Linked DNA regions of Homo sapiens: region 2 is linked to region 1. A link is a loop called in an ENCODE intact Hi-C map of the cell type or tissue named here. Cell type or tissue: PC-9. All regions are shown on one strand. Each heading gives the region's core, and the rest is flanking DNA. Links, peaks and the distances in the headings are about the cores only. Region 1 overlaps ATPAF2 (ATP synthase mitochondrial F1 complex assembly factor 2). Region 2 overlaps TOM1L2 (target of myb1 like 2 membrane trafficking protein).

The links. Peaks named below come from ENCODE experiments on the same cell type or tissue, not always from the same donor. Only the 100,000 strongest peaks of a DNase experiment are listed, where the experiment ranks them.
Region 2: a loop joins it to region 1, with 7 times the contacts of the local background. A loop is called at or near these places in 5 of 110 quality-filtered maps.

The regions. Positions count from the first base shown.
Region 1 is chr17:18,031,407-18,036,786 of GRCh38, reverse strand. All of the region lies in intron 1 of ATPAF2 (ATP synthase mitochondrial F1 complex assembly factor 2), which reads left to right. Among named protein-coding and RNA genes, the nearest start is that of ATPAF2, 5.1 kb to the left of the region's middle. In PC-9, for the core only: CTCF peaks have their summits at 2,892 and 3,095 (motif pointing right); a DNase peak (open chromatin) is centred at 3,146; H3K27ac peaks cover 1,000 bases.
Region 2 is chr17:17,955,713-17,961,092 of GRCh38, reverse strand. All of the region lies in intron 1 of TOM1L2 (target of myb1 like 2 membrane trafficking protein), which reads left to right. Among named protein-coding and RNA genes, the nearest start is that of TOM1L2, 14 kb to the left of the region's middle. RefSeq lists a silencer at 2,750-2,799. In PC-9, for the core only: no CTCF peak of the experiment used is centred there; DNase peaks (open chromatin) are centred at 2,462 and 2,852; H3K4me3 peaks cover 559 bases; H3K27ac peaks cover 4,678 bases.

The DNA.
Region 1 (5,380 bases), core at 179-5,178:
AGGGTTAATTTAGATTTGTGGATGCTCACTTTACATAATGGTGGCACTTGATCTACTGCCTTCTTTTCCTTTTTAAAAAGCCTAAACTTACTAGTTAGGCTCTTGGAAGTACCTGGCACATGGTAGGTAGTCAAATGTGAAAGAAAATAGGAATGAATGAATGAGAAGGGAGGTGCATAAATCAGGCCCATGCATGCTTTTTTTTTTTTTTGAGACAGAGTCTTGCACTGTCACCCAGGCTGGAGTGCAGTGGCGCAATCTTGGCTCACTGTAAGCTCCGCCTCCCGGGTTCACGCCATTCTCCTGCCTCAGCGTCCCGAGTAGCTGGGACTACAGGTGCCCACCACCACACCTGGCTAATTTTTTTGTATTGTCAGTAGAGACGGAGTTTCACCATGTTAGTCTGGATGGTCTCGATCTCCTGACCTCATGATCCACCCTCCTCAGCCTTCCAGAGTGCTGGGATTACAGGCATGAGCCACCGCGCCCGGCCCCCGACCCCCACGTGTTCTCTCTAAAGACCTTACCAGTTGTGAGATATTTGTGCGTATTTGAAGTAGTAGAAGATTAAACCGCAGTGGGTTCTTCTCAATGAACACTTCAGTCAGCAAGCTGATTGAACTTGGCCACTTAGGAATGGCCATGCCATTGAAGGTTATCAGAAGGAGAGGAGGAGTTTACGAAAGGGTCACTGAGGTGTTGGAGAAGGAGATATTGCAACAAGAAGACCTATATGAGGTTGTTGTGGCAGTTTAGTTCTGCACCAGCTTATCAGAGGTCTATTGACTCCCAGAGTGGCAGGTGTTCTGGAGAAACCTATCTATTCAGCGTATCTGGCTGAATGCAACTGCCTGATGAAGTCAAGGCTAGAAGTCTTGTCTCTGCTATTTACCAGTTGTCTGTCACCAAGACAAGATGTTTAGCTTCTCTATCACCTCCGAGGCATTAGCTGCCTTGTCATCCTCATAGAATAGTGGTGTGGATTGAGGGAGATTATGTAGTCTGTAGATCAGGGTCCAGCCTGCCACCTGTTTTTGTAAATAGAGTTTTATTGGAACACAGCCACATGCATTCATTTACATATCATCTATGGCTACTTTCACTACAGTGGCAGAGTTGAATAGTTGGAACAGATATTGTATGGCTTGCAAAGCTTAGAATATTTACTATCTGATTCTTTGCAGAAAAAGTTTGCTAAATGTTATACATTTGGCCTGAAGGATTTTTTTAACAGCTTTATTGAGATATTTACTTGCTATACAATTCATTTACTTGAAGTGTAAATATAATAGTTTTTAGTATATTTACAGAATTGTACAGCCATTGCCACAATCAATTTTAGAACATTTTTATCACCCTTAAAAGAAACCTGCACCCTTTAGCTATCATCCACCCTTACTACTTCCATCCCTTGGCAACTACTACTTTCCTTTGTTCTTTTATAGATTTCCCTGTTTGGGACATTTTATATAAATAGAATGTGGTCTTTTTTGACTGACTTTTTCACTTAGCATAATGTTTTAAAGTTTGGGTTTTTTTTGTTTTTTTTTGTTTTTAAGAGATTGGGTCTCATTCTGTTGCCCAGGCTGGAGTGTAGTGGCACGATCACAGCTCACTGTAACCTCAAACTCCTGGGCTCAAGTGATCCTCCTGCCTCAGCCTCCCAAGTAGCTAGGGCTACAGGCACACACCACCATGCCCGGCTAGCTTTTTAGTGCTTTGTAGAGATGGGGTCTTGCTCAGGCTGACCTCAAACTCCTGGCCTCAAGTGATCCTCCTGCTTCGGCCTTCCAGAGTGCTGGGATTACAGGAGTGAGCCACCATGACCAAACGTTTTTAAGTTTTATCCACCTTGTATCATGTATCAATGACTCCATTCTTCTTTATTGCCAAACAATATTCCATTGTATGTGTAAATATGCCACATTTTACTTATCCATTCATCCATTGGTGGACACAGGGTCGTTTCTACCTTTTGGCTAATATGAATAACGCTACTATGAACATTCATGTACAAGTTTTTGTGTGGACATATGTTTTCATTTCTCTTGGACATATACCTAAGAGTAGAATTACTGGGTCAAATGGTAACTCTGTTTAACTTTTGGAGGATCTGCCAGACTGTTTTTCAAGGTGGCTGTGCCATTTCACATTTCCACCAGCAGTGTTTGAGGGGTCCAGTTTCTCTATATCTCAACACTTGTTGTTGTCTTTTTTATTACAGCTGTCCTAAAGGGTTTGAAGTGGTATCTCATTGTGGTTTTGATTTGCATTTCTCTGATGAATTATGTTGAGTATCTTTTCACGTGCTTAATGGCTATTTGTATATTTTCTTTGAAGAAACGTCTATTCAGATCCCTTGACCATTGTTTTTTTTTAAAGAGAGGGGGTCTTGCTCTGTCACCCAGGTTGTAGTGCAAGTGGCTCAGTTACAGCTTACTGCAGCCTCAACCTCCTGGGCTCAAGCGAGCCTCACACCTCAGCCTCCAAAGTAGCTGGGAACTACAGGTGTGTGCCACCATGCCCAGCTGACTTTAAAATTTTTTTGTACAGACAGGGTCTTGCTATGTTGCCCAGGCTGGTCTCAAACTCCTGGACTCAAGCAATCTTCCCACCTCGGTCTCTCAGACTTGAACATTTTTAAATTGGGTTATTTGTTGTTGTTTTTGAGACAGGGCCTCGGTCTGTTGCCTAGGCTAGAGTGCAGGGGTGTGTTCATGGCTCACTGCAGCCTCAACCTCCCAGGCTCAGGTGATCCTCCCATGTCAGCCTCCTGAGTAGCTGGGACTACAGGCACGTGCCACCATGCCTGGCTAATTTTTGTATTTTTGTAGAGACAGGGTGTTGCCATGTTGCTCAGGCTGGTCTTGAACTCTTGGACTCAAGTGATCCACCTGCCTCAGCCAGCCAAAGTGCTGGGATTACAAGCTCGAGCCACCATGCCCAGCCTATTTGTCTTTTTGTTATTGAGTCGTAAGAGTTCTTTATGTATTTGGGCTGAAGAATTTTGATACCTGAAAAGAGTTGGTTAGAGCCGCCCTAGGATTACAGATGGCCCTGGAGTTAGAATTTCACCTTTAAGGTTTAAGGCCCACCAGATGGCACTGTTTTAAAAGATAAAGGCACTGAGACAGCTCTGAAACCAGTACTTCCTCTTCTTGGTGCACTGTGGGAGTTGTGGTTCCTGAGGCTGGTAATCTTTCTAAAGGAAAGGCCAGTTCTGCATGATCCTACAAAGCTAGGCTGATTTTTTTCATCTTTAAAGACAGGGTTACCATTGATGTCTGCTAACCATGTATTCACCGAGAACATGGAAGCTTCATAGGTTTCTGGTGGTCTCACATTTTGTCTTATGTGACATTGTTGGGGAACATGGATCCCCCAAACGAATTGTCCAGATCATGTTCTTTTTTTTTTTTTTTTTTGAGACAGAGTCTCATTCTGTCACCCTGGTTGGGGTGCAGTGGCGCAATCTTGGTTCACTACAACCTCCGCCTCCTGGGTTCAACTGATTTTCAGCCTCCTGAGTAGCTGGTATTACAGGCAGGCAATACCACACCTCGCCAATTTTTTAATTTTTTGTAGAGACAGGGTTTCACCATGTTGGCCAGGCTGCTCTTGAGCTCCTGGCTTTAAGTGATCTGTCCCCCTCGGCCTCACAAAGTTCTGGGATTACAGGCATGAGCCACCATGCCCGGCCCCAGATCAAGTTCCTGTATGCCTGTGTGGAGCCTTTACTTGGCTCCCTTTGCTGTCTTTGCAGTGATCTACATGTCCCCCATATGTGGCCCCATTGCCCTCTCTAGCATCTTAGAGAATCTTGCATTCTCCTTCTGACCATCTGTCTAGTCCACAACTGCTCTCTAGAAACCCTGGTCCTTCATGCAACCTGTTTCTTCATCTGGAAACTACTTCCACAGCCCTGCTCTGCCAAAAAAAAAAAAAAAAAATTGAATCAATCAGAAAGTTTGGTACCTCCTGCCTCACCTTCAAGTTGCAATTTAATTCTGACTAATCGTTCCACGTGCCTGCCCCATCACAGAAGTCACCTTATTGTTTGCCTGGTTTAGTGTCTGTATTCCTACTAGACAGTAAATGGCTGGAGAGTGCAGAGATGAGCTTTGCACATGTCCCATCCCCAGGACTTGTATGTCCTGGAACATGATCAGTACTCACCAAAGCTTGTTCCAAGACACGTTTGCCCCTCCAAGTGTCAGTGGGTCATTCAGGAGAGCCCCTGGCTAAAACACATCTATGTGCACCTGCCTTCTAATCTGAGGCCTGGCGGCCCCTGGGCTTCTTTTGCCCTTCTGCCGTCTCATTTTCTGCATGGTTTTCTTCTGCTTGGAGAAATTTTTGGTGGCTTCTTCCCTGCCCTCCATCTATCCCACTCCCATCTAGTTTTTTCTTATTCAGTTACAGAAGTGAGCCTGGCCAACAAAACAGAAAAAAGACTTCCCTCTTGGGAAACCTGGCTGTCCCAGGAGCTTTTGAAGGTTCAGCCCTGTGCTGGCAGTTCCTGCCTTGAGTCTGTTCGTCTGCCCCAGGTCTCTTGGGTTCACTTCCCAGACCGGGCCTGGAAGTATGCTAGAGTGCTCACTCTTGTACATTTGTACACTCTGCTGGCTCTTCCTGCTGACATGGGAAGACCCTTTCCCCAGTGTTGAGTCAGAGCTTTCAGAGCCCTTCCCAACTTCCTGCCTGGCCTGGCTTTTATACATGCAGCCCAGCCTGTTGCATTGGAAAACACAAAGGACATGGTCTACCTCACTCCAGACCTGAGAGAGGAAAGGAGGCCTCCAGACCCATGTCTAGCCTGCCATTTGGATATGACCAGGACAGCATGTAGAGAAATTTAAAAGCAGTAGGGTGCTGTAAACTTCTAATTTTAGTGTCAAACGTATGAGATAATCAGTGTTGTGATTTCAGATGAAGGTGCCATAGTAAGACAACATCATCTTGGTGGACAGATCTGATCCTAAAAAAACACTTTATTTTCTTTTTTTTGAGATGGAGTCTTGCTTTGTCACCCAGGCTGGAGTGCAGTGGTGCGATCTCAGCTCACTGCAAGCTCCACCTCCCGGGTTCACGCCATTCTCCTGCCTCAGCCTCCCAAGTAGCTGGGACTACAGGCGCCCGCCACCACGCCCGGCTAATTTTTTGTATTTTTAGTAGAGATGGGGTTTCACTGTGTTAGCCAGGATGGTCTCAATCTCCTGACCTCGTGATCCGCCCGCCTCAGCCCCCCAAAGTGCTGGGATTACAGGCGTGACCACCGCGCCTGGCCTAAAAAAACACTTTAAACTCTGTCTATTTTATTCACTCTTGTATCCCAAGTGCCAAGACACATGGTAGACACACACATATTTTTGTGGGAAAA
Region 2 (5,380 bases), core at 168-5,167, 76 kb after region 1:
TTGTTGTTGTTCGGTTTTAGGAGTTCTCTATATATTCTGAATATTAATCTCTTATCAGACATGTGATTTACAAATATTTTCTCCCATTCTGTGGGTTGCCTTTTTATACTCTGTTTATAGTGTCCTTTAATGCACAAAAGTTTTAAGTCCAGTTTCTCTACTTTTTCTTTTGTTGCTTGTACCTTCCGTGTCATGCCCTTATCTTTCAGTCGAATCTAACACAATGCCTTAAAGATAAGGATGGTGCTATTAGTAGCAGTCAGAATGTCTCTCCTTACTAGGTACTGGGTTATGTAGTTTACATGCATTCTTTTCTTTAATTCCCACAACAATTCTGTAAGGCAGGTATTATCACTCTATTTTGTTTTTTTGGAGACAGACTCTCACTGTGTCACCCAGGCCTGTCAGTCATATTTTAAAAGACTAGGAAACTAAGGCTTAGAAGTGAAATAACCAGCTGGGCTCACTGGCTCATGCCTGTAATACTAGTATTCTGGGCAGCCAAGATGGGAGGATCACTTGAGCTCAGGAGTTCGAGACCAGTCTGGGCAACATGGCGAAATTCCGTCTCTACAAAAAAATACAAAAATTAGCTGGGCATGGTAGCATGCACCTGTAGTCCCAGCTACTTGGGAGGAGGCTGAGGTGGGAAGATGGCATGAGCCCAGGAGGCAGAGGTTGCTGTGAGCTGAGATTGTGCCACTACACTCCAGTCTGGTTGACAGAGCCAGAGACCCTGTCTCAGAAAAAAAAAAGTCAAGTACCTTCCTCAAGGTCTGTGGATTATCAGTGGCAGAGCAGGGATTTGAACCCAGGTCTGTGGGCAGCAGAGCTGGTGCTCTTAACCACTAAACCAGAGAGCTTAGTATTGTTTGTGGGATTGAGTGAATGAATGCCTGAATGAACTTGGTAGCTGAAAAATCTAGTAATAGTTGTCTTAAATCCAGACCTACACTAGTATTGTAAATTATGTACTCAGTTTCAGTTTTCCTCCTGTAACTCAGTGTACAAGTGTCCTCTTCATACCAGTAAGTTTTCTGAGAATTTCCTCAAAGGACGTGCTTTCTTATATCCTCGCTGAGGCACTTCTTAGTAATGGAAGACCTGTGTATTTTACTTTCTCTTTGGATTTGCCTTAGAACTACAGTGATGGATGGAGGAAAAGACGGAATTTAAACACATGCTAAATTGTCTAACTGACCAACTTGCTTTTAAGACATCACCAGCTGCTCTTTTAATCATTAATGAAGCATAAGCCTTGTAGTCTGGGAGGCATGTCAAAAATTCTGTTTCGGGTTTTGGTTTAAAATTGAGTGTAATGGAGAGAGACTGATTCTTTCATCTCAGAGAATTGGGCTGTCTTTGAGAGCTGGGGACAAGAACTGGGTCCTGTAATAGGACACTGTGGAGTTTTTTTTGCTGCTCCTCAAAGGAGAAATCACACAGATTTCTGGCACGTCATTAGTCGAAATAGGAAATGAGGCCTGAGAAATGATGTTGCTTGGGGTTTGAAAGCTGAATTTGCTAGTGGCTTCCAGAGAGCGAGAGTCTCCTATGCTAACTGTGGAAATTCTTAAACCAGCAATTCAAAGAATCAGAAGACTCTAGTTGAAAGGGTCTTAGTGGTATTTGGTCCAACCCTCTAATTTTTGCAGGTTGTGGAAACAAGGCCAGAGAGGGTGTCTGTGATGTATGACATTTCTGACAGCAAATGTGCAGGGATTTTTTTGTTGTTTTTGTCTTTTTTCTGATATCAAATGGATGTCCTACAATTGAATTCAGTTTTGACACTAACTACCTGGAGCTGGTGCGGACCCCAGAGGTTAAGGGCTCAGTCCCACAAGACTGCCCCCACTTCACATGCCAGTCACAAGTTCCTGGTTACCATCTGTACTTCCCATGACCGGCTATAAATTGGGGATTCCCGTGATGCCTTCCCCATGTTTGATCATATGCTTGAATGGCTCACAAAATTCAGGACAACACTTTACTTACATTTTCGTGACAAAGGATATAACTCAGCAACAGCCAAATGGAAGAGATTCATCGGGCAAGGTGTGGGGAAGGGGCAGAGAACTTCTGTGCCAGCCTCCCAGCACCTTTATGTGTTCAACTTGGAAGTTCTTTGAACCCCATCGTTTAGGGGTATTAATGGAGGTTTCATTATGTGGGCATGAGTGATTAAATCTGGCCATTGGTGAATAACTCAACCTCTAGTCCCTCTCCCCTTTCCGGAGGTAAGGTGGGATGAGGGTACGGCTAAAAGTTCCAACACTGAAATGTACCTTGGTCTTTCTGGCTAGGGAGCCCCAATCTCATTAGCATACAAAAGACACTTATCTCTCAGGAGATTCCAGGGGTTTTGGGTGAGGTGTGCCAGGAACCTGGACAAAGACCAAATATATATTTCTTACTGTATCACAGTAGGAGACTTGCCAAGGTCCCACAGTGACTCAGTTTTATGACTCTTACATGTCTTCCTATTTAGCTCACAGCCTCTTGCCAGTCATTTAGATATTTGTATATGGGCAGGGAGGGTAAGCATGGGGTAGTAAGTCTGTCATTTTAATGGAGTGGAAATTTTCAACTCAGCCTCATGAAGGTAAATACATTTTATTGTTTGAAAGTTAGTCTCCTGTTTTTGACTGGGCTTGGTTGGGGGTACTATTTAGCTCTAGATTTGATGGTTTAAATGAAATTAGCTCATAAAATCACCAATGGTCTTCTGTTTTATCTACTTTTTCTGGCACTGGTCCAGACCAGAGAAACCAATCCCAGGCTAGGACTGGGAAAGTCTGGGACTGTTCACTGCTCTGCTGCTGATTTGCTGTGAGACTTTGGGTGGGGCACATCCTGTCAGTTACTCATTTGAAGAGCATGGTTTGTTCGTTCGTTTGTTTTGAAGAACAGAGGTTGAACAAGCTTTCCAAGTTCATTTCAGACCTAAAGCTTAAGGCCCAAATCAAAGTGGCTTTTAGTTTTTCTTTTCTTTTTTTTTTTTTTGAGACAGAGTCTTGCTCTGTTGCCCAGGCTGGAGTGCAGTGGCACAATCTCGACTTACTGCAAGCTCCACCTCCTGGGTTCACACCATTCTCCTGCCTCAGCCTGCTGAATAGCTAGGACTACAGGCGCCCACCACCACGCCCGGCTAATTTTTTGTATTTTTAGTAGAGACGGGGTTTCACCGTGTTAGCCAGGATGGTCTTGATCTCCGGACCTCATGATCCGCCCACCTCGGCCTGGGATTACAGTCGTGAGCCACCACGCCTGGCCTAGTTTTTCTTAAGACTTACAGCTTTCCATAAGAGACTGTACATACCTATGAATCATATGTGTGTGTACGTGTGTGTGTGTATAGCCTGTGATATGTAAGTATATACACACATGTAAATACATGCACACAGGTAAATATATACATATACATATTTTATATATATTTTATATAAATATGTTATACTTTATATATATTTTGTGTAAATGTATATATATTTGCCTTCTAATGATTTTCACTGAGGTAGTTTACTTGTAGTAAAATGCATACATTTTGTTATAATTTTGACACATGCTTACATGTTGTCACCTTACCCCATCAAGATACGCACTGTCAACCTCACCCCAGAAAGCTCCCTCAGGTCCCTTCCCAGTTAATCCTCTCCTCCAACACACTGCAGAGGGAACCACTGATCTTTTATCTCTTCTAGAAGTTCATGAGTGGAGTCATACAGTATATGCTCTTTTGTGTTGAATCCCAGTGATATTTTGAAGAAGAATCATATGCATTGTTTTCTCTACCTGCCATTTTGAAAGGCTGTATAAGGGAGTGGTGGCTCATGCCTGTAATCCCAGCACTTTGGGAGGCCAAGGCAGGAGGATTGCTTGAGGCCAAAAATTTGAGGCCAGCCTGGGCAACATAGCAAGACCCTGTTTCTACAAAAAATTTAAAAATTAGCTGGGTGTGGTAGTGCTACTCCCTGTAGTCCTAGCTACTTTGGAGGCTGAGGCAGGAGGATTGCTTGAGCCCAGGAGGTGGAGACTGCAGCGAGCTATGATTGTGCCACTGTACTCTTGAGAGGTGACAGCGTGCTGGCAGCCGTTGCTCGCTCTCAGGCGCCTCCTCAGCCCCGATGCCTTCTCTGGCTGTGCTTGAGGAGCCCTTCAGCCCGCCGCTGCACTGTGAGAACCCCTCCCTGGGCTGGCCGAGGCCGGAGCCGCCTCCCTCAGCTTGCAGGGAGATGTGGAGGGAGAGGCGCGGGCGGGAACCGGGCTGCGCGTGGCGCTTGCGGGCCAGCGCGAGTTCTGGGTGGGCGTGAGCTCAGCGGGCCCAGCACCGCAGGCCCCGGGCAGTGAGGGGCTTAGCATCCAGGCCAGCAGCTGCGGAGGGTGTGCCATTCCCCCAGCAGTGCCGGCCCGCCAGTGCTGTGCTGGAATTCTCGCCGGGTCTCAGCGGTCTCCCTGCGGGGCAGGACTCTGGACCTGCAGCTCACCATGCCTGAGCCTCCCTGCCGTGGGCTCCTATGCGGCCCGAACCTCCCCAAGGAGCGCAAACCCCTGCTCCACTGCGCCCGGTCCCATCGACCGCCCAAGGGCTGAGGAGTGCAGGCGCACTGCCAGGGACTGGCAGGCAGCTCCACCTGTGACCCAGGTGTGGGATCCACTGGGTGAAGCCAGCTGGGTTTCTGAGTCTAGTGAGGACTTAGAGAACCTTTATGTCTAGCTAAGGGATTGTAAATACACCAATCAGCACTCTGTGTCTAGCTCAAGGTTTGTAAATGCACCAATCAGCACTCTGTATCTAGTTAATCTGGTGGGGACTTGGAGAATCTTTGTGTCTAGCTCAGGGATTGTAAACGCACCAATCAGCACCCTGTCAAAATAGGCCAATCAGGTCTCTGTAAAACAGACCAATCAGTTCTCTGTAAAATGGACCAATCAGCAGGATGTGGGTGGGGCCAGAGGCAGTAGTGGTAACCCACTTGGGTCCTTTTTCGTGCGGGGGAGGCTTTGTTCTTTTGCTCTTTGAAACAAATGTTGCTGCTTACTCCATGAGTCCACTGCTTTTATGAGCTGTAACACTGGCTGCAAAGGTCTGCAGTTTTTCTCTTGAGGCTGGCGCAGACCACGAACCCATTGGGAGGAATGAACAATTCCAGGCGGTAGGAGCGAACAACTTCAGACACGCTGCCTTAAGAGCTGTAACACTCACCGCGAAGGTCTGCAGCTTCACTCTTGAAGCCAGCGAGACTACGAACCCACCAGGAGGAAGAAACTCAGAACACAGCTGAACATCAGAAGGAACAAACCCCAGACACGCCGCCTTTAAGAACTGTAAAACTAACTGCGAGGGTCTATGGCTTCATTCTTGAAGTCAGTGAGACCAAGA